4 separate regions of the Homo sapiens genome follow, and regions 2, 3 and 4 are each linked to region 1. The links are chromatin loops, found by intact Hi-C in ENCODE. Cell type or tissue: mammary epithelial cell. All regions are shown on one strand. Each heading gives the region's core, and the rest is flanking DNA. Links, peaks and the distances in the headings are about the cores only.

Region 1 (8,128 bases), core at 1,579-6,578:
CCTGGAGCTGTAAACACCATGACTGATGGGAATCAGCAGTGGCGTTTCCAGAAGCAGGTGCGGGCCTGTGAGGGGCTCAGACAGGCACACCTTCTCCTTCTGTGGGTACAGCTCCCCCGAAATGTCACAATGGCTGGGGTACTTTAGGTTCCCACAGTTTTCATTCCCTGTGACTTATGTTGTGTAATAAGATGCTTTTTATTATATTTAAAGTGTACAACATGATATTTTGATATACTTATGCACAGTGAGATAGTTATGATTATCAAGCAAATTCTCATATCCATCCCCTCCCACAGTTACCCTCTGTGTGTGGGGTGGCGGGGAGAGGGCCTGTGTGATAGGAGCATGGAAAATCTACTCTGTGCACATTTCCTGGATCTAATACAATGTTGCCACTATAGGGCTCATGCTGGGCCTCGGATCTCTAGACTTCTCACCCCACATATCTGCGGCTTTGGGTCCTTTGCCCTACATCTCTCCATTCCCCCAAGTCCCCCATAATGAGATGCTTTTTCAGAAAATTACCATTTTCCATTTAATAGGTGATTGAAAAACAAACTTCATTCTGAGTTTTTTGATTTTTGTTTTTCAATCTTAGAATGAAAACAGGTTCACCCCATGTGAATCATCTCCACTTTTATCATAGAAAGTTGTAACACATATAAGCCCGGGCGAGGTGGCTCACGCTTGTAATCCCAGCACTTTGGGAGGCCGAGGCAGGTGGATCATGAGGACAAGAGATGGAGACCATCCTGGCCAACATTGTGAAACCCCGTCTCTACTAAAATTACAAAAATTAGCCGGGCGTGGTGGCGGACACCTGTAGTCCCAGCTATTCAGGAGGCTGAGGCAGGAGAATCACTTGAACCCAGGAGGCAGAGGTTGCAGTGAGCCAAGATCGTGCCACTGCACTCCAGCATGGGGACAGAGCGAAACTCCATCTCAAAAAAAAAAAAAAAAGTTATAACACATATAACACATACACAACACATATATGTATGTAAACTGTATATAACAAAAAAAACATTATTCACACAAATATGCTCGTTAACTCGGGAGGAATGTGGCTCTTTGATAAGTGAGAGGCTGCCCTCTTGGTCATTGGCTCCCACGCTTTCCAGAGCTGGGGGGACAAACACAGACACACAAACATTTATTTATTCCTGAACTATTGATTGGAGGCTTGTGACATGTGTGCAGCATCATACCAGGCCTATCCCCTGAAAGAGCTTTCAACCTGTCTAGGGAGATAAGACATCACCCTTAGATGAGAATATTGACGTAAGAGGAGTCCGAAGCCAGCCCAAGGCCAGTGCTGGCTCAACAGGTCAGACCTTTTGTTCAGAGCAGCAAGCAAGGGATGAGCTCTAGGCAAGGAAAGAGGAGCGATTCCGGAAGGGGCTCAAGTTCAAGTGGATTCTGAAGGCTGGGTAAGCTGAGGAGGAGGGCAGTGTGTAATGTGGGAGAAAAGGAGGCAGGAGGAGACTGGCTCCTGCAGAGTCCAGGGTAGGTGCATGGTGGCCCAGCAGACAGTCCCATCAGAGCACAGCAGGAGTCTGGCTGTCAAGCCAGGTGGGCTTTGCAGACACTGGGCTTTATCCTTGTGCTTTGAGGCCCTTGAGAATGAGAGCAGCATGATGGAAACAACATTTAGGAGAAGATGAGAGGTTCTGTCACAAAAAACAAGAGCCCTCCTGACTTTGTGAAGTTGCTTGGCCTGCAACTGTTCCAGCCTGAGACTCCGGCCTGGGTTCCCCTGTGCTGGCTCCCACCAGGAGCAGATCTGTACCAGCAGGCTCCTGCTTCTAGCAGATGCAGTTGAGCCCCCCACCCTGCCAATTTCCCTGAGACCATTTCAGACACTATTTATTTGCCCTATCAAGAGTCTTTGAGATGAAACCAGGAAAAGGGCAAATGCCAGTCACCCAATCTAAGTTAGAGAAATTTCTATGTCTCCTCCCCTCTCCATGCCCCTGATACATGGATATTTATCCATGTTTCCAGGGTGAACCAAGCTGCTCTAAGAGTTGCGTAGGGAAGCGGGAGCTAGGGAATGAGAGAATGTCACAAAGGACCTGGCTGCCTTGGTCATAAAGATTAGCTTCAATCTAATAATGATGGGGCTGTCATTCTTAAACGATGATCTAAATTAATTTTTTAAAAAGTAGGATTTGAGATCATCGCTTTTTTTTTTTTTTTTTTTTTTGAGACGGAGTTTTTTCGCTCTTGTTGCCCAGGCTGGAGTGCAGTGGTGCAATCTCAGCTCACTGCAACCTCCACCTCCCTGGTTCAAGTGATTCTCCTACCTCAGCCTCCCAAGTAGCTGGGATTACAGGCACCTGCCACTATGCCCAGCTAAGTTTTGGTATTTAGTATAGATGGGGTTTCACCCCATGTTGGTCAGGCTGGTCTCGAACTTGTGACTTCAGGTGATCCACCCGCCTTGGCCTCCCAAAGTCCTGGGATTACAGGTGTGAGCTGCTGCGCCCGGCATGGTTCTTTTTCTAGTTAATAGAGCTGTGTTCATCCCCCCACATTTTCATGCCAGATCTGTCCCTTGTGAGATGCCAGGCTGGGTTTTGGGGTGCATTAGAATGACCTTGTCCTTTTGGGGCCAGTGTCCCTCCAGGGCAGGCGCAGATGATAATGATTACTTCATTATCTTGGCCGCCTTTCTTTCTCTCTGAGGTGCTTTAAATAACTGTCTATGGTAACCCAACATCTAAGTCAGCATGAAACAAGCTGGTCTAGCTCTGTGAACACATCGATCTTGGGATCAGCTCTTCACAAAGACAGGACATTTACTCTTGGGAGAAGTGGGAAAAAAAGAGAAGGAGCACAGCCCACATCCCAGTCTCACACACGCCAGGCCCTGACTTAGTCCTTGCTAACCCAGAAAGGCACACAGAGTGGGCTGTCCACTGCCAGTGAAGGGTTTAAAAACACACCTAGGGATTTTAGGCAAGAAAAAAACAAGTAAAGAGAATGAAAAAACAACTGTGCTGTCATGGGATGACCAGGAGAAAACTGGTAGCTGCTTGGCTGCAGGTTCTCTTGGAAAGTCTGCCTGAGATGTGGCGGTGGCTGAGGCCCTGAGGTCTCATCCACCACTCACGTACGTTGGGTGGTGCCAGGCCAGCTCCTAAAGTGGACTTGGGTGCAGGGAGATGGAAGTGGGAAAGGCCCAGCTTAAACTCAGTACACCCTCTCCTGGTTCATGTGAGGGGAAAAAAGGTAAATTTATGGGTGATCTTTTTGTGCCTGTGAAATGTCCCCTTAGGAAATAAAGCCACTGGCTGCTGAAGCACAGTATGTGTTAATATGCAACCAGCATGAGTATAGCCTGGGAAACAGGCGAAGTCACACAAGCAGGACCAGTGGCATTTGATTAATCAGTTGATAAATGGAGGAGCAGGGCCTGGCTGGAGGAGGTAAAACTGCAGGGAAGAGCTCCATAACACTGGGATTGAAACCAAGACTTTGAAGATGATAAGACCAAAGTATTTTACTAAGGTTCTTTAAAGTGTCTCGTAATAAATAGGTCGTGTAAAAAAGACAAGGTGGTGGGATTTAAATCAGCCCTGCAGAGATGGCAGAGAACAGATTCTTCCCAGTCTGAGCTCTTGCAATAGCACCCCACACAGAAGACTTATGCCGGGGTCTCCGTGGGGCAGTCTATCATCTCTGGTCTAGTGGCTCAGCTGTCACCAGCTTCCAGGCACCAGCACGTTTGAGCAGTTGGCATCCAAGAGCCTTTTAAGCCTCTAGACTGAGCTTTCTCCTCCTCCTAGTTCCTCTTTCCTCACCTTTAGGGTTGCCTGATAAAACACAGGGAGCCTTGTGAGATTTATTACTATGTCTCAAGTATTAAATGGGACATACTTATACTTTACACACTGTTTGTTGTTTAACTGAAATGCACTTTTTTTTTTTTTTGAGACAGTCTTGCTCTGCAGCCCAGGCTGGAGTGTGGTGGTGCAATCATCAAATTCCTGGGCTCACGCGATCCTCCCGCCTCATCCTCATGAGTAACCAGGACTACACTGAAATGCATATTTAACTGGCCCTCTGGTGTTTTTATTTGCTGACTCCGGTGGCCCTCGTCCTCCTAGATACCTTAGGTGTGAGTCCTTTACAGCTTGTCCGTGGGCACATCTGAGGACATTGCCCGAGCTGCCCTGCTCTGCTCGTTGCTGGGCCAACTATGAAAATAAACACATTCTGATTTTCTCTTTTCACCATAGCATTCTCTTCCAAGGGCCCATGTGAGCCGGATTTGTCTAAGGTGGTCAACCTGAATGAGTCTAGGAGTCAGGTTGTTGTTGTTTTAAACAAAAAATCGCTTTAGCCAGAAAATTCTAATCACTCTGCAGAGGTCAGATTCTTGGATCTGAGGAGAGAGCACTGTGGGAATTCAAATCCGTTTCAAAACCAAGTTTTCGTTTTTAGAGGGAACCAGCAGAGGGAGCACATTCTACAATGCTCGGGGCTCCAGACACAGGGATGAGATCCTCATTCATGCAGGACACCTGGAATCACTCAAGCACCAGGAATTTATAGAACAGCCCCAGGCTTCGCAACCATGTGTCAAATACTTCATTTCTGACTGAGCAAAGGATTGCTTGGGTGAAAGACAACCCCAAGCAAACTAACAAAAATCAAAAGAAACAACAAAACACTCCAACAATGACAGCACCAAGGAACAAGGAACTAGAAAATCTAAAAGAAAAATCAAACGGTGACTGTTTCCCTTCTTCTAGGGTTGGATGGGGCTTGGAGCCGTATTCTGCCTTTCAGGCTTGTTTTGCTAAAGGAGCATTGTCTGAGCAACGCTCTGCCCACTCTCCCAAGGGCTGAGGCATCATCGTGTTTGCCCTGCCACCCTCTGGGGGCTCCATATCATTTGTTTGTCTTCCTGGGAAGGAGGTGTGCCCCTGGAGGCCACGTCTTGTACTTCCTTCAGGTCTTTCAAAGGCACCGCCACAGTGACAGGCATGTCAAAGTGGCTTCTGCATCTCAATTCTCTTGGAGAAGTGAAAGAATGTTTTACAAATATCATTTTACAAGGAGCCCTCCCACGTCACCCTTGATTCCAGTAATTGACTTTTGCAGTTAGGAAGGTCTTCCTTATAAGCAACTGAAAACACTCAATTTGGGGCTGGAGTTTATTTCTAGATGAGGGGGTGTTCCTTGATGAAGTAGAAACAACATGTTTTAGTTTTTTGTGACCACTAGCATATGTTTCTTCCTAGCTTGAGAGAGAGATATAATAATTTTTCATAAATGATGCTGAACTGCGAGTTCTGTAGACCTGAATTCTAGTCCTGCTTTCTTGTTTGCTCACTGAATTTGCTGGGAACGGAATGAACATTTTGCCTTTCTGTGGCCTCAGACAGTGTTGGAGCTGAGAAGATCAATGGGTCCCAAACCTGAAACAATCTCCTGGGGAGCTTTAAAAATACAGATTTCCAGACCCCACGTCCAAGTAATTCTGAGACAAGCCCTCGAGGTTTATCTTTATAAAGCTCCCCAGGTGCTTCTTATGAACCAGTGGGCTTGAGAACCCCCGGACCACATCACGTCACTGGTCCTCAGCCTGCCTGTATGGAGGCTGGGGCAGCCCCGAGAATCTAACTGCAGTGGTTAGAGGGAGCTGAGGCCGCTCCCTGGAGTTGTGTTCTAAGGTCAAGGGCCCTGGATTAGATGCCGTTTAAGATCTCTGTTGACTCTAGCACTTGCTGGTCTGGACACTGTCACTTTGCCTTGCCTTTATGTACTTATGTGGTAGTTCTATTGCATTTAATTAAAATGGGGTGCTGTGCTCTTATAGCTCCTACCTGTGGACTAAGGGGCAAACATCTCATAGCCACCCCCTGAGAAAGGATTTCACTTGTTAAAGAAAAAGGGGGGTGTGGGAGTGTGGGTGAGCCTGCACAGCCAGTTACACCAGCAGCGGCAGCCCGAGATGAGGTGCACGGCTCACCAAGGGCAAGTTCAAGCATCCTAGCAAGTGCTGGCTTCTGGTTCTTGTGTATTGTTGGCATCCACAGAAAACTTTTCATAAATAAAGATGTAGATTTCATTCTATAAGCAATATATTGAATTAGGATGACCCCACAGTCATCACAGTTCCAATTATTTCTACATTCTTTTTTTTTTTTTTTGAGAAGGAGTCTTGCCCTGTCACCCAGGCTAGAATGCAGTGACACCATCTTGGCTCACTGCAACCTCCACCTCCCGGATTCAAGCGATTCTTCTGCCTCAGCCTCCCTAGTAGCTGGGACTGCAGGCTCGCGCCACCACACCCGGCTAATTTTTGTATTTTTAGTAGAGACAGCGTTTCACCACATTGGCCAGGCTGGTCTCGAACTCCTGACCTCATAATCCGCCCACCTCGGCCTCCCGGAGTGCTGGGATTACAGGTGTGAGCCACCATGCCTGGCCATTTCTACATTCTTAAATGTAACTAGCATGTGTGTGTTTTGCACAAGGGCAGAGGAACACGTTATCAGCATGGCAGGGTTTCCAGCTTGAGCCTCACTGTGTCCAGCACCGGGATTAAGTGCTTTCCAGGCATGTCTGGTTAACTACCAGAGTGAACCAAAAGGAAAGCAGCCGGTGGAGGTGCCCCCTCACAGAGAAGAAGGTGCCAGGCACACAAAGGTTGGTCCAGGCCAAATCCTTAGTCCCTGGGAGGACAGGAGAGTGTGTTGTAATGTGTATGGTCTCACAGCCTAGCTCATGAACATGTCCCTGGCCCGGGGATGCTGACAGGAAAGCTTCAATGCCTGTTTCACAGACCTCTGTCACTGCTGAGGTTTTGGCACCTGCAAGCTCTGGGTGGTGCCTGGAAGAGTGAGCTGTTCAGCAGGAACCTGCAGGGAGTGGCCGCAAACCCTTGTGTCTGGTGATGTGGAGTGAACTGTGGGGTGTGGCCAGGGCTGGATCCCAGGAGAGGAAAGAGAAAGACTCCACCTCTCCTGGTGTCTGGAGGCTGCTGGGGGCCTTGTAGGCATCAGGATTCTGAATTAGCAGAGGACAATGAGGCCAGCAGGACACAGTTTACATCCACTTTGTCAGTTTCCAATTCCATAGACCCCCATCTCGGGTCTGGGCACCTGTCATCTCTATGAAAGATTTTCCAGTTCAGTTCACTGAATCCTGGGCTTTGTCCATTGCTCTCTACCCTCTGTGGCAGGTTGTTTGGCCTGAGGCTGTCATCAACATGTGGGAGGGCTGCTCTGCTCAGCTGCAGGGCCAGCGTTGGTCCCAGTCTAGACAATCGCAGTTGCTCAGATCTCCAAGATCACACACATTTTCTCACAAAATGCCTGTGAAGCTTACCAGCACTTGAGTGGCAACATAGGGGCATCTTTCTTCTCCTTTACCTGCCTCCATGCCTAGGAAAGACTAGTGTGGGTAGGGTGTAGGCTAGTCAGGAGGAGTCAGGCTGGGGGCTATGCCCTGAGCCTTCCCCTTCCGAGGGACTGGATACTGGCTCCTCTGCCGAGAGCATCATCCCCTCAGCCTCAGCAAGCAGTGAAAAAGGCATGCCCTGCAGAAGTGAACACACTTGTCTCGGCTCAGCCACTCCACTCACTTTTGATGCAACCTTTCCCTTCTCTGGGAATTCTACATGAATCTTTGGGAAGATTTATTTTACGTGTCAATGTGGCTAATTCACGGTACCCAGTTGTCCAAACACCAATCTGGAAGTCTCTGTGAAGGTGTTTTTCAGATGTGATTAGCAGTTGGATCAGTAGATGTGAGTAAAGCAGAGTCTGCTCCATAATGGGGGTGGGCTTTACCCAATGAGTTAAAGAAGTTAAAACATTTGGGTCCCCCAAGGAGGAGGGAATTCTGCCTTCAGACTGCCCTTGGCCTTTAGCTACATCAACTGTGCCTGGGCCTCCAGCCTCTCCTGTAGACTGGATTTGCCAGTCTCACAATCATGTGAGCCAATTCCTTCAAATCTTTCTCTCTTTTTTCTCTCTCTCTCTCGACATCCTATTTGTTTTGTCTCTGGAGAACCCTAATACAATCTCCTTAGGCTCATTAGCCCAACAAACCACATAGAGAACTTCTAGTGTATAGAGAATAAATCAAATCAAATGGCAGTTTTCAG
Region 2 (8,128 bases), core at 1,143-6,142, 57 kb before region 1:
GTGAATAGTACTAGATTGAACATACATGTGCATGTGTGCTCATAATAGAATGATTTATATTCCTTTGGGTAGATACCCAATGGGATTGCTGGGTTGAATGGTATTTCTGTCTTTGGGTCTTTGAGGAATTGCCACACTGTCTTCCATAATGTGTTGCAGGAAGTCATGGACCCCAAACGGCAGGACCGGCTGGAGCCACAGCAGAGGATCATAAATTGTGAAGATTTCATGGACATTTATCAGTTCCCAAATAATACTTTCATAATTTCTTATGCCTGTCTTTATTTTAATCTCTTAATCCTGTTATCTTTGTAAACTAAGGTTGTACATCACCTCAGGACCACTGTGATAATTTTGTTAACTGTACAAATTGATTGTAAAACATGTGTGTTTGAACAATAGGAAATCAGTGCACCTTGAGAAAGAACAGAATAACAGTGATTTTTAGGGAACAAGGAAAGACAACCATAAGGTCTGACTGCCTGCGGGGTCAGGTAAAAAGAGCCATATTTTTCTTATTGCAGAGAGCCTATAAACTGACGTGCAAATAGGAGAGATATTGCTAAATTCTTTTCCTAGCAAGGAATATTAATATTAACACCCTGGGAAAGGAATGCATTCCTCGCGGGAGGTCTATAAATGGCTGCTCTGGGAATGTCTGTCTTATGCAGTTGAGATAAGGACTGAGATATGCCCTGGTCTCCTGCAGTACCCTCAGGCTTACTAGGGTGGGGAAAAACTCTGCCCTGGTAAATTTGTGGTCACACTGTTTCTCTGCTCTCGAACCCTGTTTTCTGTTATTTAAGATGTTTATCAAGACAATATGTGCACTGCTGAACATAGACCCTTATCAGTAGTTCTGCTTTTGCCCTTTGTCCTGTTCCCTCAGAAGCATGTGATCTTTGTTAGACCCTTACTAGCAGTTCTGCTTTTTGCCTTTTGAAGCATGTGATCTTTGTACCTACTCCCTGTTCTTACACCCCCTCCCCTTTTGAAACCCTTAATAAAAACTTGCTGGTCTGAGACTCAGGCAGGCATCATGGTCCTACTGATAGGTGATGTCACCCCTGGTGGCCCAGCTGTAAAATTCCTCTCTTTGTACTGTCTCTCTTTATTTCTCAGCCGGCCGACACTTACGGAAAATAGAAAGAACCTACGTTGAAATATTGGGGGCAGCTTCCCCCAATAATAGTAGTTGAACTAATTTACATTCCCACAAGTGTTCCCTTTTTTCCCAGAACCTCAACAGCATCTGCAATTTTTTGACTATTTAATAATAGTCATTCTGTCTGGAGTGAGATGGTGTCTCATTGTGGTTTTGATTTGCATTTCTCTAATGGTTAGTGATGTTGAGCATTTTTTCATATACTTGTTAGCCACATGCATGTCTTCTTTTGGAAAGTGTCTATTCATGTCTCTTGCCTACTCCCTTCCACCCTCATTTTGTACCACTTCTCTTTACCCTGTTCCAGATATGCTAGCTCTCTTTCAGTTGTATAAGTAGGTCAAGCTCTTTCTAGCCTCAGAATCTTCTGCCTAGAACTCTTTTCCCTGTGCTACTTAAAAAAATACTATCAAATATTTTAGCCACACAAAAAAGAATAAAGAAGTATCTGTGCCCATGTACCTTCCAACCAATTTAATAAATAACCTAGTTTTATTAATAAATCTAGATTTATTCACGTGTTGGCCGATTCTTTATTCTTCCTTGTGTTTCATATCTTCTTTCTACAGTAATTTTTGTTCTTCAAGGACATTCTGAAGAAGTGCCTTTAGCTGAGGGTATGCTATTGGTGAATGATGTCAGTTTTTAATTGGATAAAAATGTATTTTTATCTCACCCTCATTCTCGAGTAATTGTTTAGTAATATAAAAGTCTAGGCTGACAGGTTTTTTTTTGTTTTTCTAAATTTGAAAATATAATTTTATTGATTTCTGACTTCTATTACTGCTATCGAGAAATTTTCTTACAGTCAAATTGTCTTTCCATATAGGTAAGTTATTATTTTTCTTTGGTATTATATACATTCATTATAATATTAAGGTGTAGATATTCATTTACCCTGCTTGGGATTGATTATAATTCTTGGATTTGAGCATTCTTGTCTTATTGGTCTGGGAAATTGTTAGTCATTTGTCTCTTTAAATTTTACCTCTTCCTTGTCATTTTCTTCTAGAACTGCTATTAGGCAGTAAATTGGACCTTCTCACTCTACACTTTGTTTCTGTTAACCTCTGTTTTATATTTTCCATTTCTTTCTCTCTCTGTGCTGCATTCTGAATAATTTTTTCAAATATATATTTCAGTTAATTAATTTTCTCTTTAATGTATTTTGTAATTTTAGATTATAAACTCATGTTTGAAAGGGTTGACTTGTGGGAATACTGTGAGGCCTGTATTAAGGGTACATTTCTCCAGATTTTGTTTTTGTTTTGTTAAGGTGCTCCAAGGCACTGTGAGTCTAGGGCTACTATAATTTCTTGGCTTGTATTTTCCTGGACTACTTGAAGATCATTATATTGAATCCTAAGCCCACCCGAGGGCAGGTGTGCTTAGATTATCAGGGGAGTTTTCTGGGTTTTTTCTGCACTCAAATGTATACAAGATAGAAAACTTTTTTGCTTTTTAGCCTCCCTGTTCACTCCCACCTGCAGTATATGAATCTTTTATGAAAATACTTAGAAAAACACTTGACAGCTGTTTTTTTGTTTTTTTTTTTTTGTCTTATTTTTGCTAACTCATTGAAGGCACTATGAGAGCTCCTTGTGGCTTTAGTTTGCATTTCTCTAATGACTAAGGAACCTAACATCTTTTTCATGTTTATTGGTAATTTAGGCTTTTGTATTATTACTTGCCTTTTGGGTTGTCTCTTACAGTTTTGTAGCTATTATTTATTTATTTTAGATCCCATTGCAAATATACTCTTCCAGGCTATGACTTGCTTTTTAACTTTGTTTATATCTCTTATTGTCGAAAGATGTTTTATTTTTCTATGGTATTTTCATTAAGATTTACGATTTTCAAGTATGGTTTGAGAAATCCTTTCTGATTCATTGTATTTATTTTCCATAATTTGTTTTGTATTCCATTCCATGTTTATTCCATAAATATCTTCCATATTTGTTCTCTTCCATAAGCTTTGTTGCCTTCTTTTCCTGTTTAAAATTCAGCTTTGTTGTTGTTAGTATTTTTGCAGGAGTGGGGTGCTGTTGGGTGCAATAGAAAACTCAAGAGCCCACTAATTGATACAGACAGGGTCATGAACCTTGATTTACCTTTTACACATTGCTGTAGTGCCATCTCAAAACATGGAGGGAGAGAGAGAGACAGACAGACAGACAAGCATAGATATTCTATGATGGCATTTTATTGGGTTGTTTTTTTTTTTTTTTTTTTTTGAGATGGAGTCTCGCTCTGTCACCCAGGCTGGAGTGCAGTGGCGCAATCTCGGCTCACTGCCACCTCTGCCTCCCAGGTTCACGCCATTCTCCTGCCTCAGCCTCCAGAGTAGCTGGGACTACAGGCGCCCGCCACCATGCCTGGCTAATTTTTTTGTATTTTTAATAGAGACGGGGTTTCACCATGTTAGCCAGGATGGTCTCGATCTCCTGATCTTGTGATCCGTCCACCTCGGCCTCCCAAAGTGCTGGGATTATAGGCGTGAGCCACCGCGCCTGGCCATTTTATTGTGGTTTTTAATAAAGGCTCAAGTATATTTTAACTTTGAGCCTGTTTTTGTTTTAATAAAACCTTGCATTTACCATTTTTCTTCTAGATTTACTGAAAGTATCAGGTGGTAATTAAAATAATTTATAGTCTGGGTGTGGTGGCTCATGCCTGTGATCACAGCATTTGGGAGGCCGAGGCGAGTGGATCACCTGAGGTCTAGAGTTTGAGACAAACCTGGCCAACATGGTGAAACACCATCTATACTAAAAAAAAAATATACAAAAAATTAGTCGGGTGTGGTGGCGGGCACCTGTAATCCCAGCCACTCGGGAGGCTGAGAAGGGATAATCGCTTGAACCCGGGAGGTGGAGGTTGCAGTGAGCCAAGATCGTGCCATTGCACTCCAGCCTGGGCAACAAGAACGAAACTCCGTCTCAAAATAATAACAATAATAATAATAATTTATAATACAGCACTCTCAGCATATACAGCATGTGCTCACATGTCAGACCACAGATGGCAGCAGGGAGAACTTAGCACCAGCCAGCATGACACAGTCTCAAAACACACCAGAGGGCGCCAGACCCACACCAAACCATTTTTTTTTTTTTTTTTTTTTTGAGACAAAGTCTCTGTTGCCAGGCTGGAGTGCAGTGGCGCGATCTTGGCTCACGGCAAACTCCACCTCCCAGGTTCAAGCAGTTCTCCTGTCTCAGCCTCCTGAGTATCCGGGACTACAGGTGCACTCTGCCAAGCCCAGCTAATTTTTTGTATTTTATTAGAGACGAGGTTTCACCGTGTTGCACAGGCTGGTTTCAAACTCCTGAGCTCAGGCAATTCGCCCGCCTCGGCCTCCCACAGTGGTGGGATTGCAGGCGTGAGCCACCGCGCCCAGCCACCAAACGATATTAGTAGTTTGGTTTTTGCAGTTAGTTTTTGAAGGTAGTTTTCAAGTCCTTTGCCACTTTGCCTCTGACCTTTCTATCCTTAGTCACTAAAAGCAGAGGTGAGCAGTGAAAAGGTTCAAGCTGTTCTCCATACATGTTTCAGAGGAGGTGGAATACCCAACTCTATGACGAAGTGGCTGGCTTTTTTCTTAGAAATTATAGGGCAGTGGAGTAGGAATGACTTTTAGAAATTCCAGAATCCCACCTCCTCGTTTAGGATGGGACAGCTGAAGCTAAGAACCACTCTAACCTTCTTGGGATTGAGCAAGAGCCCTGGGGGTCCTGATTTTCAGACATGCTCCTGCACTTAAAAACTCTTGCTTTGGGAATTACAACAGAGAAGGACTACACAAACATGAATTTTTGGATAAATGGAGAGATACTATTGCTGCTTCAGGCCAGATTTGAGGACCTTTTGTAGATCAGCAAACTTCAAACTTGCTGCTATGAGGAGTTAGGGGACAAGACAGGGGCTACTATTTTTTCTTGAGAAATAGCCCCATATTAAGCTCTGGGACATTATAACTAAAAGTTGGGTAGGTGACCTGCAGAGCCTGAGGACATGTGCCCTGTGAGCCTCCCTACGTGGGGGGCAGAGCATTAGGACCCACCCACTGTCCTCTCCCTCACTCCTTCAGGACTCCAACACTAGCCCTCACTGACCCTTCCTCCATCCATTCATCAGAGGCCTTCTCCATCTGCCTGTCAGGGTGGAGGACTGCTCTCCTGACCAAGCAGGATGTGGGCGACAGGTAGAGAGCTCAGACACCTCCAGCTTAAAAATCTCTTTCTTGGAGAGGCTGCAGATGTTCCAGCCCTGGAGGTTCTGATTCAGGAGGTTGGAGATGGAGCCCAGGCCAGTGTCCTTTTACAGCTGTCCTGGTGCTGGATGTGCCTGGACTGCATCCTGCATTGAGAGAGAGCTTGCCTTGCCTTACAGAGTTGAGGCTGCATCTTCTGACTCCTCGGTGTTTCACGTGCATTTCTCTAGTTCCTTCCATTCCCTGGCATACATTCACTGCTGCGAGCATCAGGGTTTCTCCTTCCAAAAACATGAAGCTGTAGACACTGTGAAACAATATCTATGTTTCCAGGGATTGCGTTTGTTTGCACTGAGGCAAGTTATTATGCTTAGGAAACCTCAGAAGGGCACCAGTCCTAGCCCATGCCCTGCGTCTACTCTATTGTGAGGCTGGCCAAGGGAAGCAAGTTTGGGATCGACTTTTCTTTCTTTTTTTCTTTTTTTTTTGAGTCTAAATCTCCCTATGTTGCCCAGGCTGGCCTCCAGCTCCTGGGTTCAAGTGATCCTCCTGCTTCAGCCTCCCCAGTAGCTGGGAGGGGCTGACTTTTAAGAGCAAAATGCAGCCTGTTGTTTTAGATGGCCACAGAATGGATCCATGTTAGTCACTGATGGTGCCCGCCACTGGCTGCTGGGTGCCGGCCCCAGGGCGTTTCCTGGGAGCTACCACAGGCACCTGGCTGGGGTGGAGTTGTGGGGGTCCACACACCTGCAGCTGCTCCTCCTGCATGGCCAAACTCTGATCTGGCCTCCTCTGTGGTGGGAAGACTCTCCATCCCTCCTTCCAGCGTCATAATAGAATAAGAAGTTGAATAGATCCCGAAGCAAAGTCCCGTCTCAGCTCTCATGGGCTCATCACAGCAGTTTTTGGCTACCACTTTCTGTCCTGCATGCCTTCCTACTCTCTCATTCTCTAGTTGGATGTGCATTCCATGCAGTTCACCAACCCTGGTTACGATTCCAATGCAGATGGATCCATTTCAACAATGGCTTCAGAGAGAAGATGAAGAAACAAATGAGGGCCTGTTGAAGCCTAATGGGGTAAGGGGAATTTGAGATTGTGGAAGAATGGCAGCCAGATCATGAGGTCAAGAGATCGAGATCATCCTGGCTGACATGGTGAAACCCCGTCTCTACTAAAAATATTTTTAAAATTAGCCGAGTGTGGTGGCACGTGCCTGTAATCCCAGCTACTGGGGAGGCTGAGGCAGGAGAATTGCTTCAACCCAGGAGGTGGAGGTTTCAGTGAGCCGAGATCGTGCCACTGTACTTCAGCCTGGCGACAGAGACTCCATCTCAAAAAAAAAGAAAAGGAAAAAGAAGAAAAGAATGGCAGCCCAGTGGAGTGGGCACCCTGAGACACAGCACGCTCACAAGGGGAATGCAATTCTGAGCCTTCTTTCCCCTCTCAGAGCTTCTCTTCTTATTTCTCCCCACTTCCTCTTCTTTCATCATACAGGCAAGTAAAACTCCCATCTGAATTGACAAGTATTTCTGAAAATACTTATTCCACATACATGAGCCTACCTGTTTTAGTGAAACAGTACTTTAATTGTCGAAGTTCACCACTGTACTGACACCTTAAGCTGCTTCCAAATCCCCAGTGCCTCCTTCAGACTTCCCCACTCACCAGCACCACCTGCTCTTCAGATCCCTGTCCTTATCAGCACCCTCCATCCTGGCACACAATTATGCATGCTCTTTTACTGGTCTTTAACTGTTTCACCTGGGTTAGTCTTGTTTTTGAGGCTAATTGCATGTTCCTAAAGACGGCCACCATCCGATGTCACCCTATGTGCTCCCCTTTAATGTAATATTGACCCTCTTCCAGTTGGTGGTGGGTCTGGAAGCTGGTGGATAAGGAAGAGAGTGATACCCAGTGATGCTGGGAAGGTGGGCAAAGGCAGGGCTGGCAGAGCGTGGCAGGTGTGATGAAACATTGTCCTTTATCACACAGGGGAATGATGTAATCCAACTGCTTTTTCTGTCTTTCATGCTATAAGAAGCAGTTGGTAGCAACGAATACAAGAGCTGCAGTTTTGTTTTTTTAGCTCCAGGATAAGGATGTTATAAAAATTATGAGGTCATTATTTTGGACTAAGATCCTGCACTGGGCTCCAGCTCACCAGACCAGAAGCCAAGATGGAGTCACTCATACTAAAGTTCCATGTCACCAAACCAAATCATCTGACTCTTGGAGAAATCAGGAGATAGAGATAATATCCCCAAATAGGCCAGTTTCAGTCAACATGATAATAAAGTTCCCTCTGCCTTTAATCTGCACAACAAAAAGTAACCTGAAATAGGCCAGGCATAGTGGCTCACGCCTGTAATCCCAGCCTTTTGGGAGGCCGAGGTGGGTGGATCACCTGAGGTCAGGAGTTCAAGACCAGCCTGGCCAACATGGTGAAACCCCGTCTCTACTAAAAATACAAAAATTAGCTGGCATGGTGGCGGGCATCTGTAGTCCCAGCCACTCGGGAGGCTGAGGCAGGAGAATTGCTTGAACCCAGGAGGTGGAGGCTGCTGTGAAGCCGAGATTGTGCCACTGCACTCCAGCCTGGGCAACAGAGCAAGACTCTGTCTCAATAAAAAAAAAGAAAAAAGTAACCTGAAATAACTTGATGTTAACTAATCAGTTACCTTTCTATTGTTCTGTTTTCCTGTTTCCACCTTACAAGGAAAGTAACTTTGAAAGGATCAATACTCCTT
Region 3 (8,128 bases), core at 1,245-6,244, 66 kb after region 1:
TCTGGCTTCTGGCTCTGTGACTACAGTTGCCACAGAGGATTCATGGACAGCAAAAAGCTTAAGGAGCCTGGAGGTTTTGCATAACATATACATTCTGCTGACAGAAGCACATACATGGTATGGACTATTATTAAAATTGTCAGCCTGCTTGCACTCAGTTTACAGGAGAGGCCCTGTTGGTCTTGGGGCAGCACAAAATGATGAGGCTAACTTTAGTAGTGACAAGAATGACCCTCTTATACCATATGGCCAAAGAATACCTGCCCATCCCCAAGTCTATGGGGGATCGGATGAAGTGTGGGGTTTGGTTGGTTAGTCAGTGAAGTTTTGATCGGTGAATACGTACATATGGCATAGTTAAGTACAATTATGTTCCATTAAGACTTACTGACTGCCAGTACCAAATGTAGAAGCCTCCAACACAGTAAAAGCATGGCAAGATTGGTGTCAGGATGGGTCAGCCCTGACATTACTCACTGTGAGTACAAGCACTGAGTTCTTTCTAGTTCTTTCTGAGAAAGGATTTCACCCACTGTCACTCAATCACCAAATAGGGAACAAGGCTTTTCTTGGCTTTGGCTCTCACTGTCCCTTGGAAGGGTTTCTAATTGGTGGAGGCAGAGGAGACAGTGAGTAGTTCAAAGTGGACTGATGGCCCCAGATGAGCCAACAGAACGCCCAGGAATTCCACCCACGCCAGGACCCAGAGACAAAAGGTAAGAGCTGTTGCCAGCCACAGGGGCCTTTATCAAAGCACAGCGGCACCGCCTACTACTCTGCCCCATTCCTCAATCTAAAGTCCAAGAGGGGAAGTTCTTTGGGAGAGAAGGGAAGCTGGTAAAGGCCGTGCCATTTCCCAAAGGCCTGACCCTCTAGGCCACCCCTAGCAATATAGTCAGTGTGGAATATGATCCTACCTAGAAAATGAATGGCACTATTTTAAGAGTAGGGCATCGGCCGGGCACGGTGGCTCACACCTGTAATCCCAGCACTTTGGGAGGCCAAGGCGGGTGGATCATGAGGTCAGGAGTTCGAGACCAGCCTGACCAATGTGGCGAAACCCCGTCTCTACTAAAAATACAAAAATTAGCCAGGTGTGGTAGCACGTGCCTGTAATCCCGGTTACTCAGGAGGCTGAGGAAGGATAATCGCTTGAACCCGGGAGGTGGAGGTTGCACTGAGCTGAGATTGTGCCACTGCACTCCAGCCTGGGCAACAGAGCGAGACTCCGTCTAAAAAAAAAAAAAGAAAGAAAAAGAAAAATAAGAGTAGAGTATCTTGGGGAAATCTAGGAGGCCTACTCTGAAGCTTTTACTCAAGTGTGGAAGCCACACCAGTATGCAGGTATACTGTCTTACAAATCTAGATGGATATTCTAGTTTTCAAGCACCCCATTAATACTTTTTAAAAAATTCAACCACTGGCCAGCCATGGTGCGTTCACACCGGTAATCCCAGCACTTTGGGAGGCCAAGGCAGGCGGATCATTTGAGGTCGGGAGTTTGATACCAGCCTGACTAACATGGTAATATTTGAGTCTGATGAATTTTGTTGAAGTTCTTTACATCCATGCTGGGAAGCAACTGTCAGAAATGTTAAAGAGTTATGTATAGTAGTGTTTCAAGGCAGTGGTTTTATTGCAACAAGCATTGTTTTCCATCAGCAAGACACGTGATGTATAATAATCTCACTGTAGGTAAGGTGACAAAAATATTTCTTTTTTTATTTTTATTTTTTGAGATGGTGTCTCGCTTTGTCACCCAGGCTGGAGTGCAGTGGCACGATCTCGGCTCACTGCAAGCTCCACCTCCTGGGTTCACTCATGCCATTCTCCTGCCTCAGCCTCCCAAGTAGCTGGGACTACAAGTGCCTGCCACCACGCCCGGCTATTTTTTTTGCATTTTTAGTACAGACAGGGTTTCACCGTGTTGGCCTGGATGGTCTCGATCTCCTGACCTCATGATCTGCCCACCTCAGCCTCCCAAAGTGCTGTGATCACAGGTGTGAGCCACCGCGCCTGGTGACAAAAACATTTCTATGCACTGCAGTTATGGAACTCGGCCCACTAGAATTACTTTCTCCCTCCATCTCTTTCTATCCTTCTGTTTTTAAAAATAGTTAAACTCTCTGCTCTTAAGTTTTGGATGATTCTATTCCAAGTTAGTAAATTCTACTTAAGAAAACTAGTATCTGAAGCGCCAAGATGGCTGACTAGAAGCAGCTAGTGTGTGCAGCTCTCACAAGAGGAGATGAGAGTGGTGAGTGAACATGAGCTCTTCAGGTTGATCGTCCAGCAGGCTGTGTTGGGATTCATCAAGGAAGCAGTGGTGACTAACTGAGAGCAGAGGGGAGTAAGGCAGGACAGTTGCCCACCTGGGTGCAGAGCAAGGGGAAGCTCCCTACAGCAGGGAAAGGATGAGTGAGTGAAAGCTCCTGGGGACCCATACTTCTGCCATGGACGTTTGTAATTCCCAGGCGCAGGAGACCCTCCATGACTCCACCCGCCCCACACACACACCCTGGGGCTCTAGACTGACATGAAGAGCTGCTTGGAGTCTGGGCAGAGCCACTGCTCAAGCCAATGTGGATCTCTGAGCACCCCAGCACCAGCTGCCACAGCCCGGCCAACAAGGTAGGCCAGGCTCTGTCATGTGCCCCTAGGATAGGGGCCATATCCATGATGCTGGGGAGCAGACAGACTGCAGGCCTTGCCTCCACTGCACCTTGCCAGGCAAGGCCCACTGGCCTGGGCCTCCATCGCAGCCATCCACCCCCGACCTGAGCACTCCGGCTGGTCACAGCCCTCATTGCTCTGGGATGGAGCTCCCAGAGGTAACCAACAGGCCCTCTGCACTGCTGCAGCCTGTGCCCCTACTGCCCTCAGGCTGGAGAGGGAGTAAAAAGCCCCGACAGCTGTCATGGGCCTCCAGCATGCCACAGCTGCCATATGGAAAGGCAGCCAGACAGTTTTCCACATGGGTCCCTGGCCCTGCTGCTCCTCACTGCGCAGGGTGCCTCCTGGCTTGGGCCCCCAGCACTACTCCTGCCTGATCACTTCAGTTGGTGATGGCTCTGTGTTTCTCTGGGATGGAGCTCCCAAAGACAACTGACAGGCCTCTGCCATTGCTGCCACCACAGTACCCGCCCTTGCTTCCCCCAGGCTAGGGAGGGAACAAAGAGCCTGATTACTTTCTCACAGCATCCTACAGAGAGGAGGCCAGGCTATCTTCAGGGTTGGGTTGCCTGACCTTCCTGCTCTTCAGGCAGGGCCCCCAGCTTGGGCCCAGCAGCACAGCTGCCCCAACCCTGGCTGATCACCCCAATTGGCTGTGGTTTTGCATTTGTCTGGGATAGAGTCCCCAGAGGCAACTGATAGGCCCCCTGTCATTACCACTGCCGGGGTCCCTATCCCTGCTGTCCCTAAGCTGAGGAGGGAACAAAAAGCCTGAGCTTTCCCTGGGGCTGCAGTGTTGAAGCCTGGGAGTGCCAAGGCGAGATCTGTAGCACACATTAGAGCAGGAGAGGAGCCCACACTCTCAGCGTACTGAGAGGGCTGAGTTACATGAACCTGTGGGCTACCACAGCAGTGGGCATGTCTCCCTCTGCAGGGCCAGCTGACTGGGAAAGGGGTGGCCTATCTCCCTACCACAGCCTCTGTGTGAGAGAGCGCACCTGCCAAAAGAAACATGGGCACAGTGCCATTGGTTGGAAGGGGCTTCCCCAGTGCCCAGGAGCGGACCTGACGAGGTGGTCACCTCTCTTCCCACTGTACTGCAGAGCACAGCCGGAAACACCAGGAAATACAAAGGAGCCATGTGGCTAAGCTCTATCTACCAACCATTACTCTTATGTGCCATCTACTGGAAGTCAACCTAAATTACAAAAATAGTTTGCTAATATACCTTCCTATAAAACCAAGGTGAGAATTCAGCCACAAATAAAGACCGTGCACAGAACCTTGGCCCTCAGAAAAATGCAGCCAACTGACTATACTCAACTTACGCCACAGTTAAAGGAATACCAACTCTCTCAGATGAGAAAGAATTGGCACAATAACTCTGGCAATTCAAAGAGCCAGTGTCCCCTTACCTCCAAATGAGTCCACTAGCTCCCTAGCAATGGTTCTTAACCAGTTGGAAATGACTGAAATGACAGACGTAGAATACAGAATCTGGGTGGCAAGGAAGCTCATCAAGATTCAGAAGAAAATTGAAAACTAATCCAAAGATTAGTGGTCCTAGATAAAGATAAAGGGATCCAAGAGCGGAAAGAAGAAATAGCCATTTTAAGAAAGAACCAAGCTGAACTTCTATAGCTGAAAAATTCACTATAAGAATTATATAATACAATTGAAAGTATTAACTACAGAACAGACCAAGCTGAAGAAAGAATCTCAGAGCTTTTCTAACCAACTCAGACAAAAATAAAGAATTTTTAAAAATGAGCAAAACTTGATGGAAATATGGGATTATGTAAAGAGACCAAAGCTATGACTCATTGGCATTCCTGAGAGAAAAAGAGAGAGAATAAACAATTTGGAAAATATATTTGAAAATACTATTCATGTAACTTTCCCTAATTTTGCTAGAAAGGTTGACATGCAAATCCAAGAAATAAAGAGAACCCAGGCTAGATACTATATAAGATGATCATCCTCAAGGCACATAGTCAGCAGATTCACCAAGGTCAATGCAAAAGGAAAAAATCTTGAAGGAAAAAGAAGAGAAGGGCCAGGTTATGCACATGGGGAAGCCCATCAGGCTAGCAGCAGAACTTTCAGCAGAAACCTTACAAGCCAGAAGAGATTGGGGATCTGTTTTCAGTGCCCTTAAAGAAAATAAATTCCAATTAAGAATTTTATATCTCACCAAAAAGCTTCATAAGTGATGGAGAAATAAAATCCTCAGAGAAACAAACACTGAGGGAATTCATTTCAACTAGACCAGCCTTGTAAGAGATCCTTTAAAAAGTGTTAAACATGGAATTGAAAGAACCTGCTACCACAAAAACACATTTAAGCACATAGCCCATAGGCAAAACAGAGCAACCACACAAACAAGTCTATACAACAACCAGCTAACAACATGATGACAGGATGAAAATCTCACATATCAATACTAACCCTGAATGTAAATGGGCTAAACACCCCACTTAAAATGCAAAAAATGACAGGCTGGATTAAAAGACAAGACTCAACCATCTGCTGTCTTCAAGAAACCCATCTGACTCCTAATGACATCCACAGGCTGAAAGTAAAGGGATAAAGAAAGATCTGTCATGCAAATAGAGAACAAAAAAGACAAGGAGTCGCTATTCTTATGTTAAATAAAACATAACTTTATATATATATATTTTTTTTTCATTAATTAATTAATTTTTTTTGAGACGGAGTCTCGCTCTGTCACCCAGGCTGGAGTTCAGTGGCGCGATCTTGGCTTACTGCAAGCTCTGCCTCCTGGGTTCATGCCATTCTCCTGCCTCAGCCTCCTGAGTAGCTGGGACTACAGGTGCTCATCACCATGCCCAGCTAATTTTTTTGTATTTTTAGTAGAGACGGGGTTTCACCATGTTAGCCAGGATGGTCTCGATCTCCTGACCTCGTGATCTGCCCACCTCAGCCTACTAAAATGCTGGCAGTAGAGGTGTGAGCCACCACTCCTGGACAAATAAAACATATTTTTCACCAATAAAAATTAAGGACAAAGAAGGGCATTCCTTATAGAATGATAAAGGGCACAATCCAACCAGAAGACTTAGCCTAAATATGTACACACCCAACATTGGAGCACCCAAATTCATAAAACAAGTTTTTCTTGGCCTACAAAAAGATTTAGACACACAATAACAGCAGGAGACTTCAACAACCCACTGACAGCAATAGACAGATCACTGAGGCAGAAAACTAACAAACTCCGTACTTGCACTTGACAGTTGACCAATTGGACCTGATAGACATCTACAGAACACTTTGTCCAACAAACACAGAAGATACATTCTCATGTGCACACAGAACATATTCTAAGATCAGCCACATGCTTGGCCACAAAGCAAGCCTCAATAAATTCAAAAAGTTTGAAATCATACCAAGCACACACTCTGACCACAGTGAGACAAAAATAGAAATCAGTATCAAGAAGATCTCTCAAAACTACATAAATACATGGAAATTACATAATTTGCTCCTGAATAACTCCTGGGTGAAAATCTTAATTAAGGCAGAAATTAAAAAAATCTTTGCAATTAATGAAAATAGGGACACAACATACCAGAATCTCTGGGATGCAGCTAAAGCAGTGTTAAGAGGAAAGTTTATAGCACTAAATGCCTTCATCAAGAAGTTAGAAATATCTCAAATTAACATTCCTACTTTGCACTTAAGGGAACTAGAAAAAAAGAATAAACTGATCCCAAAGCTGGCAGAAGAGAAATAACTAAAATTAGAAAAGCACTAAATGAAGTGCTTTTTGAAGTGCTGTTTTTTTTTGAGACTAGATGCAAAAATCCACACAAAAGATCAATGAAACCAATAATTAGTTTTTCAAAAAATATGCAAGATGGATAGTGTGATAGCTAAACAAAGAAAAAAAGAGAAGGGCCAAATAAGTACAATCATAAATGACAAAGATGACATTACAACCAATCCCACAGAAATACAAAAGATCCTCAGAGAATACTATAAACAACTCTATGCACACAAATTAGATAATCTAGAGGAAATGGATAAATTCCTGGAAACATACAATCTCCCAAGATTGAACTAGAAAGAGACTGAAACCTTAAATAGACAAATATCAAGTTCAGAAATCAAATCATCAATAAAAAATCTACCAACAAGGAAAAGCCCTGGACCAGATGAAGCCACAGCTGAATTCGACCAGATGTACAAAGAACTGAGGCTGGGCGCGGTGGCTCACCCCTGTAATCCCAGCACTTTGGGAGGCCATGGCATGCAGATCACAAGGTCAGGAGATAGAGACCATCCTGGCCAACATGGTGAAACCCCGTCTCTACTAAAAATACAAAAACTAAAAATTAGCCAGGCGTGGTGGTGAGCACCTGTTGTTCCAGCTACTCGGGAGGCTGAAGCGAGAGAATGGCGTGAACCTGGGAGGCAGAGCTTGCAGTGAGCCAAGATCTCACCACTGCACTCTAGCCTGGGTGACACAGTGAGACTCTGTCTAAAAAAAAAAAAAAAAAGAACTGGTACTAGTTCTATTGAAACTATTCCGAAGAACTAAGGATGAGGGGCTCCTCCCTAACTCAGTCTATGAAGCCAGCATCAGCCTAATACCAAAATCTGGCAGAGAAACACACAAAAAGAAAACTTCAGGCCAATTACTCTGATCAACATAGACACAAAAATTCTTAACCAAATACTAGGAAACAGAATCCAGCAGCACATCAGTAAGTTAATACACCACAATCAAGAAGGCTTCAGTCCAGGGATGCAAGGCTGATTCAACATATGCAAATCAATAAATGTGATTCACCACATAAACAGAACTAAAAGCAAAAACCATATCATCATCTCAATAGATGCAGAAACGGCTTTTGATAAAATCCAACATCCCTTCACATTAAAAACCTCAACAGACTAGGCATCAAGGGAACATACCTCAAAATAATAAGAGCCATCTATGACAAACTCACAGCCACCAACCTACTGAATGGGCAAAAGCTGGAACCAATCCCCATGAGAAAAGGAACAAGACAATGATGCCCAGTGTCACCACTCCTATTCAACATAGCACTGGAAGTCCTACCTAGAGAACTCAGGCAGGAGAAAGAAAGAATAGGCATCCAAAAAGGAAAAGAAGTCAAACTATCTCTCTTTGCTGATGATATGATTCTATACCCAGAAAACCAAAGACTCTGCCAAAAGGCTACTAGAACTGATAAACAACTTTAGCAAAGTTTCAGGATAAAAAAATCACTGTATAAAAATCAACATCATTTCTATACACCAATAATGTCCAGGCTGAGAGTTAAATCAAGAACAGAATCCCATTTACAGTAGCCACAAAGAAAATGAAATACCTAGGAATACAGCTACCAAAGGATGTGAAAGATCTCTACAAGAACTATAAAACACTGCGGAAAGAAATCGGAGATAACACAATTAAATGGAA
Region 4 (8,128 bases), core at 1,094-6,093, 91 kb after region 1:
TCCTTTAAAATAACTCAGATTTAGGGAAAGCAAGAGTGGAGAGTGGGGTTGAGGGGTGTGAGTGGAGTGGGAAAGAACGGATGAAATGTGGCTGGCTGCCGGCTGAAATGACTGTTGCAGCAATGTGACGACTATATGTGGATATATTGTATGATGCTCTGGACTTTTGTATATGATTAAAATTTTCCATAACAAAATGTTTCTAAAAGAAAAAACAGAGTAACAGTGTATATTTCATATAGGTGTTATGGGTATTAAATGAGATACGTAAAAGTGCAATACTGTCTGGTATACAGAAGGGGTTTTGAAAAGTTTATTTCTCCTTTTATTTTCTCTTTTAAAATACACCTCCCCCACAACACACAGAAAATACACACACACACACACACACACACACACACACACACACACAACCATGAGTCATCCAAAAACAGTTCTTTGTGATGTTTTGCAAGGGTTGAATTGCCCAAGTAAGGGTTTGTGAAAGACTTGGATCTTTTTTACATTGAAATCAAAGGCTGGTGATTTTAGACACACTTCAGAGTCCTGGAGCCTTGGGTACTGGACCTTCCTACTTTGGGAAAATAATCAACTCCTGAGCTCCATAAACAATAACCAGTATAGAATAGAAAGCAGGATTCTCTGAGGAGAAGCCAGAGTCCCCAGCATGTGGGCAGCACCTAAAGCGTGACCCTCAGACTCAGGGAGGGACCAAGGCCTGTTGCAGGGCACCCAACTGCTGCTGCCTGATCACCAAAGGAGAAGAGTCTAAAATGAAACCAAATAACAGCTGGCAATCTTAACCCACTCCCCTAAAAAAACCTCCCATTTTTAAAAAGAAAACTTACCTGAGAAGGAGTTTCTAGTCCCTGAAATTTACTGCTGTGCGTTTTATCTGTTCGCCTTTCTCCAAAATAATACAGGCTTTCCTGCAAAAAAGGGTACAATCCAACCATGGTTCATCTGCACTCTTTCCTTTCCTATATTAGGTACCCTTAGGGTTTCTACACCCACCTTCTTTCCTAAAGTCAGTGATTTTGTTTGTTTGTTTGTTTGTTTTTTGGTAGAGTCTTGCTCTGTAACCCAGACTGGAGTACAGTAGCAGGATCTAAGCTCACTGCAACCTCTGCCTCCTGGGTTCAAGTGATTCTACTGTCTCAGCCTTCTGAGTAGCTGGGACTACAGGTGTGTACCACCATGCCCAGCTAATTTTTTGGATTTTTAGTAGAGATAGGGGTTTCACCATGTTGGCCAGGCTGCTCTCAAACTCCTGACCTCAAGAGATCCACCTGCCTCAGCCTCCCAAAGTGCTGGGATTACAGGTGTGAGCCACCTGTGCCCGGCCGAGTGATCTTTGGGCAGAGGTTAGTGAAAATAACAAAATTAGGACTTCTCTCATTCAAGGATTCATACATTCATAAAATTTTAGAGCTGGAAAGACCTTAGAAAGCATCTGGTCCAACCCTTCTTTCCATATTACAAATGACAACACTGAGACCAAAAGAAAACCAAGCAACCTGCCAAGGAGATGCTGCAGCCAGTTAGAAGCAGCAGCACAGCAGATACAGGTCCCTGGATCTCAGTCTAGGGCTCTGGATCAATGGCTGTCAATGACTTTCAAACCTTTTGTTTTTTAAGCTGCAATCCACATTAATAAACCTAGGAGACACACACACACACACACCCCAATATTTAAACCTTTTGATATTTTCTATTCTGCTCTATTCCATTTTATTTTTAAAAGATGTCAGTTACAACCCAGTAACTTTATTTTACAACTCACTGATAAATCATGATCCATAGCTTGAAAAACACCATCCTAGAACACCCATTTTCAAAATCTGTGTATCTCAAATCAGAGAAAGCAAAGGTGGTGGAATGGGAGTGCTGGGCATTGTGCACAACCACCACCTCTTCCCTAGACTGCAGGCCAAACAACTCGAGCAGAGCTGCTGGAAATGGTAGCATCTCAGCAAGAAAATGGCAGAAAGAAAAATGACTGAGAACTCTGCTTTAAGTGGAAACAGCCCACCTTGTCTTATCAGAAATTTCTAGAGGTCACAGACTCCACATGTATTGACTAAGCAAAGATACTTACATTCAGGAGAGGCTTTGTTTTGAGTTGTGAAATGTTGCTTTTTATCTACCTAAGAGTTGTGAGGATGGGCAAGGCTCTTTGGAGAATTTATCTAATTAAGCTTGATACTATTCTCACGAGGAAGGAAGAAGACATGGTACTGGCAGGAGTAAGAGCAGAGCCAGGTGAAGTGAGGGAAGCATCTTGATTACTGAATGTTTTTTTCTGTGTAACATGGCTTTACACCCCGCACCTTAATCCTGCCCCATCAGGTCTTGTCTTTATTTAAAATGTTGATATTGTATACATCATAGATTTTTTTACGTTAATTTTTATTAAAATATTGTGTTAAAATTATTTATTTTAATTATTACAATTTTTAGCATTCCCTTAAATGTTGCACCTCATTGACCTCACTCTAGTCCTTGCCCAAAGAGATTCTGAGGTCAGCTACTAACTAGTGCACGTTAAACAAGAAAGTATCAAAAACAGACTTTCTAAAAACTGCTTCTCTAATTACAATTTTACTAAGCACCATGACTCAAATAACACCTTAACGTCCTACCAGTGATGTTTCAGAACTAGCAAACTCAATCATCATAAGACAAAGTTTGTAGAACATCTTTCATACCTCTGCAGTTAAAAATATTTCGGAGGCAATAAGGAAGGCACAAATCATAGTTCCGGTTCTTCCTAGAAAAGAAAAGAAGTTAGTTCAAGGAACATACGTGGTATAAAAATACACTCAGAAATATTCAAGGAGTGCATTTTAAGTTGATTTTCTTTCTTTTTTTTGAGACAGGGTCTTGCTGTGTCACGCAGGCTGGAGTGCAGTGGCACAATCTTGGCTCATTGCAACCTCTGCCTCACAGGTGAAAAATACGCAAGTTACATTTACAGTAAAAATATCTCTCACCATCGCTCCACAAAAGGACACGATGAGGTTTTTACTAAATCTATAAGAAAGCAACAATTATGTCTTTTATAATTTTTTTGGATAATAGTAAAAAAGAAAAATTGCCAACTCATTTAGTATATTAATATAACTGATTCCAAAATTGCACAAATACAGTAGAATAAAAGATATTTTTACACCAGTCTCACATATAAATGTAGATTTTAAAATATACATATATTTTCAAAGTGAATTCAGCAATGTAGAAACACCATGTATCAACACCAAGTGCCATTTCTCTTAAGGATGCAAGGATGTTTTTTCCAAGATGGCAGATTACAGGCTTTTAGCATGCCTCAGTCATTTGGAAATAGCAAGCAAGTACATAAAGACCAACTCTGTGAGCTTTAATTCAAGAAAGGAAATGGCAATTCCCCGGAATTATGAAGGACATCCCAGATCTTGCGGAGGACATTGCAGGCAAGCAGCCCTCAGGACAGCATTCGACTGATAGAAGTGAGTGAAGCCTCAGTAAGTGAGAGAGGCAGACAGCATCCCTCTGTCTCACCTTTCCACTGGAGATCCACGCAACCCGGGCAGAGGAAGAGATTGTTTCTCCCAAGCCTTGGAGCTCATTTGAGGAGAGACTTGGAGACTTTGTGGGGGAAAGACACAGGGAAACGCTGCCGGCATTGTCCCAAACCTGGACTGGGAGCAGGACAACACTGGGGGAATCTTCCCTATCTGGCTCCACCCATCTTGTGCCCCCAATCCCCCTACCCCTAGGGCTGAGGGAGCTCAGATTAATGTGTACTCAGGAAATCAGCCCTTTGCCTGGGGCAGGAGAGAGCTCCTCCCAATAAACAAGGATCAAGTACACAGCCAGCAGCACTGGCAACAGCCAGCTCTTACCCATGGCGCCATCTACTGGCTTGTAGGTCAAACCACACACCCAATATAAAACCTGCTGGCAGAAGTGCATTAGGGCTACAGAAGCAAAGCCAAAAGACCCTACCCAGCATGCTCTACAGCCACACCCCTAGGGAGGAGGGAAAGGGAAAGAAGAAAAAAATAACAATAATATTATAGAAAAGGAAAGAAAAAGAAAAAATCCTACCCAAACAAAAATAATTACACAAATTAGAAGTGCTAGCATCTCCAGATGAGAAGGACCCACACAAGAATTCTAGCACCATGAGAAATCTGAATGTAGTGACACTACCAAAGGATCACACTAGCTCTCTGGCAATGCTTCGTACCAAAATGAAAACTCAGAGATAACAATAAACATTTCAAAACTTGGGTTGCAAGGAAGCTCAATGAGATTCAAGGTTGAAATCAACAAAAAGAAACTTCTACATCAATCCGGGAAATGAAGGAAGAGATAAACATCTTAATAAGAAATCAATCAGAACTTCTAGAATTAAAAAAACTCACTTAAGGAATTTCAAAATACAACTGAAAGCTTTATCAATAGACTGGACAAAGTAGAAAACATAATTTCAGAGCTTGAAGACTGGTCTTTTGAACTAATCCAGTCAGACAAAGATAAAGAAAAAAGATTTTTTAAAAGTGAAGAAAGTCAGAAATATGAGATTATGTAAAGTGATCAAACCTACGAATTACTGGCATGCCCTAGAGAGAAAGAGAAAAAGAAAACAGCCTGGAAAACATATTTGATGGAATAATTCAAGAAAATTTCTTGAATCTTGCTAGATAGACATCTAAGTACAGTAAAGCCAGACAGCACCTGTGAGATACTATAAAAAATGAACATTACCAAGGCATATACTCACCAGACTGTCCAAGGTCACTGTCAAAGAAAAAGCCCTAAAGGCACTGGAGAAAAAGGCCAGATCACATACAAAGGTAGCCCCATCAGGATAACAGCAGACTTCTCAGCAGAAACCTTACAAGCCAGCAGAGATTGAGGTATCTATTTTCAGAATTCTTGAAGAAAATAAATTATAATCAAAAGATTCATATCCTGCCGAACTAAGCTTCATGAGTGAAGGAGAAATAAAAACATTTTTCTAGAGAAGCAAATGCCAAGAGAGTTCATTACCACTAGACCAGTCTTACAAAAGATGCCTAAGGGAGTTCTAAACATGGAAATGAAAGAATGATACCTGCTATCATAAAAACACACTTAAGTACATAGCTCACAGACCCTATAAAACAACCACACAATAGAAATTACAAAAAAACCAGCTAACAATTTCATGATAGGGTGAAAAGCTCACATGTCAATAGTAACCTTGAATGTAAACACACCACTTAAAAGTCACAGAGTGGGCTGGGTGCGGTGGCTATTCCTGTAATCCCAGCATTTTGGGAGGCCAAGGTGGGTAGATCACGAGGTCAGGAGATCGAGACCATCCTGGCCAATGTAGAGAAACCCTGTCTCTACTAAAAATATAAAAATTAGCCAAGCATGATGGCACATGCCTATAATCCCAGCTACTCAGGAGGCTGAGGCAGGAGAAGCACTTGAACTCAGGAGTCAGAGGTTGCTGTGAGCCAATATCATGCCACTGCACTCTAGCCTGATGACAGAGAGAGATTCTGAAAAAAAAAAGAAAGAAAGAAAGAAAGAAAGAAAGAAAGAAAGAAAGAAAGAAAGAAAGAAAGAAAGGTCACAGAGTGGAAATTGGATTAAAAAAACAAAACCCATCTGTCTGCTGTCTTCAAGAGACCCATCTCACATGTAACAACACCAATAGGTTCAAAGTAAAGGGTTGAAGAAAGATCTATCGCACAAACAAAACACAAAAAAGAGCAGGGGTCACTATTCCTAAAACAGATAAAACAGGCTTTAAACCAACAATAGTAAAAAAAGACAAAGAAGAGCATTACATAATGATACGGAGTTCAATTCAACAAGAAGCCTTAACTATCCTAAATATATATGCACCCAACATTGGCTCACCCAGGTTAATAAAACAGATACCTCTAGACCTATGAAAAGACTTAGCCACACAACAATAGTCAGGGGACTTCAACACCCCACTGATAACATCACACAGATCATAAAGACGGAAAACTAACACAGAAATTCTGGACTTAAATTCAACACTTGACCAATTGGACCTAATAGAAACCTAAAGAACTCCCAGCATTTTGGGAAGCTGAGGCGGGTGGGTGGATCACGAGGTCAGGAGTTTGAGACCAGTCTGGCCAATATGGTGAAAACCCATTGCTACTAAAAATACAAAAATTAGCCAGGTGTGGTGGCAGGTGCCTGTAATCTTAGCTACTCAGGAGGCTGAGGCAGGAGAATTGCTTGAACCCAGGAGGTGGAGTCTGACAAAGGTCTAATATCCAGAATCTATAAGGAACTTAAAGAAATTTACAAGCAAAAAACGTCATTAAAAAAAAAAGGGCAAAGGACATGAACAGACACTTCTCAAAAGAAGACATACACACAGCTAACAAACATGAAAAAGCGCTCAACATCACTGATCCTAGAGAAATGCAAATCAAAACTACAATGTGATACCATCTCATACCAGTCAGAATGGCTATTATTAAAAAGCCAAAAAATAGATGCTGGCAAAGTTGCAGAGGAAAGGGAATGCTTATACACTACTGGTGGATATGTAAATTAGTTCAGCCATTATGGAAAGCAGTTTGGTGATTTCTCAAAGAACTTGAGAATTACCCTGTGACCCAGCAATCCTATTACTGAGTATATACCCACAGGAATATAAATATCATTCTACCATGAAGACACATGCATGCATATGTTCATCGCAGCACTATTCACAATAGCAAACACACAGAATTGACCTAGGTGCCCATCAATGGTGAACTGAATTAAAAAAATGTGGCACACATATACCATGGAATACTATGCAGCCCTAAAATAAAAACAAGATCATGCACTTTGCAGTAATATGAATGGAGCTGGAGGCCATCCAGATCCAGCTTAAAAATTATTCTAAGCAAACTAACACAGGAACAGGAAACCAAATACCACATGTTCTCACTTATAAGTGGGAGTTAAACATTGAGTACACATGAACACAAATATGGGAACAACAGACATTGGGTCCTACTTGAGGGTTGGAGGCTGGAGGATGGTGAGTATCAAAAAGCTACCTATCAGGTACTATGCTTATCACCTGAGTGACAAAACAATCCGTACATCAAACCCCTATGACACAAAATTTACATATATAACAAACCTGCACATGTACCCTTGAACCTAAAAGTTAAAAATTAAATAAATGTGTATACAAAAAAATAAACGGGATTTAGGCATGTCTATTTATATATAAAAATGGAGCTACTAGCATAGTCATGAACCAACTGAATTATATCTCAGTATGTCAAAATGGTTAATATTTATGTAAAGATAATGAGAAGAGAAAATATTTCAGGTCAGATTTGGGATTTTACATGAAATTATTACTGCTGGGAAACCAACAGATTACATATCAGATGGATCCCAGGAGACATGTGAGGACTGACACAATGTGGAATAAACATTAAAAAAAGGCCAGGCATGGTGTCTCATGCCTGTAATCTCAGCACTTTGGGAGGCTTAGGCAGGCAGATTGTCTGAGATCAGGAGTTCGAAACTAGCCTGGCCAACATGGCAAAACCCCATCTCTACAAAAACAGAAAAATTAGCTGGGTATGGTAGTGTGTGCCTATAATCCCAGCCAATCAGGACGCTGAGGGATAAGAATTGCTTGAACCCAGGAGGCAGAGGTTGCAGTGAGCCAAGATGGCACCACTGCACTCCAGCCTGGGCAACAGAGACAGACTCTGTCTCAAAAAAAAAAAAAAAAAAAAAAATTCAACAACAGACTAGGTCAAGCAGTATAACAAATTTCAGAACTTGAAGACAGATCTTTTAAAATAACCCCATCATACAAAAATTAAAAAAAAAGAAAAAAGCAATGAACAAAGCCTACATGACACATGGGACACCACAAAGCAACCAAACATTTGAATTTTCAGTGTCTCAGAAGGCAAAGAACAAACCAAGGGGATAGAAAAGCTATTTAACAAAGTAACAAAACTTTCCAAGTGTAGCAAGAGATTTAGACATGCAGATACAGGAAGCGCACAGATCCCCAAACAGATATAATTCAAAAAGATCTTCTCCATGGCCCATTATCATCAAATTGTCAAAAATTGAAGACAGA

What was found. A loop is a pair of places that touch in the nucleus more often than their neighbours do. Peaks named below come from ENCODE experiments on the same cell type or tissue, not always from the same donor. Only the 100,000 strongest peaks of a DNase experiment are listed, where the experiment ranks them.
Region 2: a loop joins it to region 1, with 9 times the contacts of the local background. A loop is called at or near these places in 25 of 110 quality-filtered maps.
Region 3: it touches region 1 in a loop (15-fold over the local background); 17 of 110 quality-filtered maps call a loop at or near these places.
Region 4: it touches region 1 in a loop (18-fold over the local background); 31 of 110 quality-filtered maps call a loop at or near these places.

The regions. Positions count from the first base shown.
Region 1 is chr13:24,667,908-24,676,035 of GRCh38, reverse strand. No RefSeq gene overlaps it. Among named protein-coding and RNA genes, the nearest start is that of ATP12A, 8.4 kb to the left of the region's middle. In mammary epithelial cell, for the core only: a CTCF peak has its summit at 4,455 (motif pointing right); DNase peaks (open chromatin) are centred at 4,065 and 4,525; H3K4me3 peaks cover 151 bases; H3K27ac peaks cover 3,653 bases.
Region 2 is chr13:24,724,283-24,732,410 of GRCh38, reverse strand. All of the region lies in intron 3 of LOC105370118 (a long non-coding RNA gene), which reads left to right. Among named protein-coding and RNA genes, the nearest start is that of RNF17, 36 kb to the left of the region's middle. In mammary epithelial cell, for the core only: a CTCF peak has its summit at 4,218 (motif pointing right); a DNase peak (open chromatin) is centred at 4,220.
Region 3 is chr13:24,601,747-24,609,874 of GRCh38, reverse strand. No RefSeq gene overlaps it. Among named protein-coding and RNA genes, the nearest start is that of ATP12A, 75 kb to the left of the region's middle. In mammary epithelial cell, for the core only: a CTCF peak has its summit at 3,832 (motif pointing left); no DNase peak of the experiment used is centred there.
Region 4 is chr13:24,576,303-24,584,430 of GRCh38, reverse strand. It overlaps the pseudogene TPTE2P6. Among named protein-coding and RNA genes, the nearest start is that of PARP4, 68 kb to the right of the region's middle. In mammary epithelial cell, for the core only: a CTCF peak has its summit at 3,927 (motif pointing left); no DNase peak of the experiment used is centred there; H3K4me3 peaks cover 234 bases.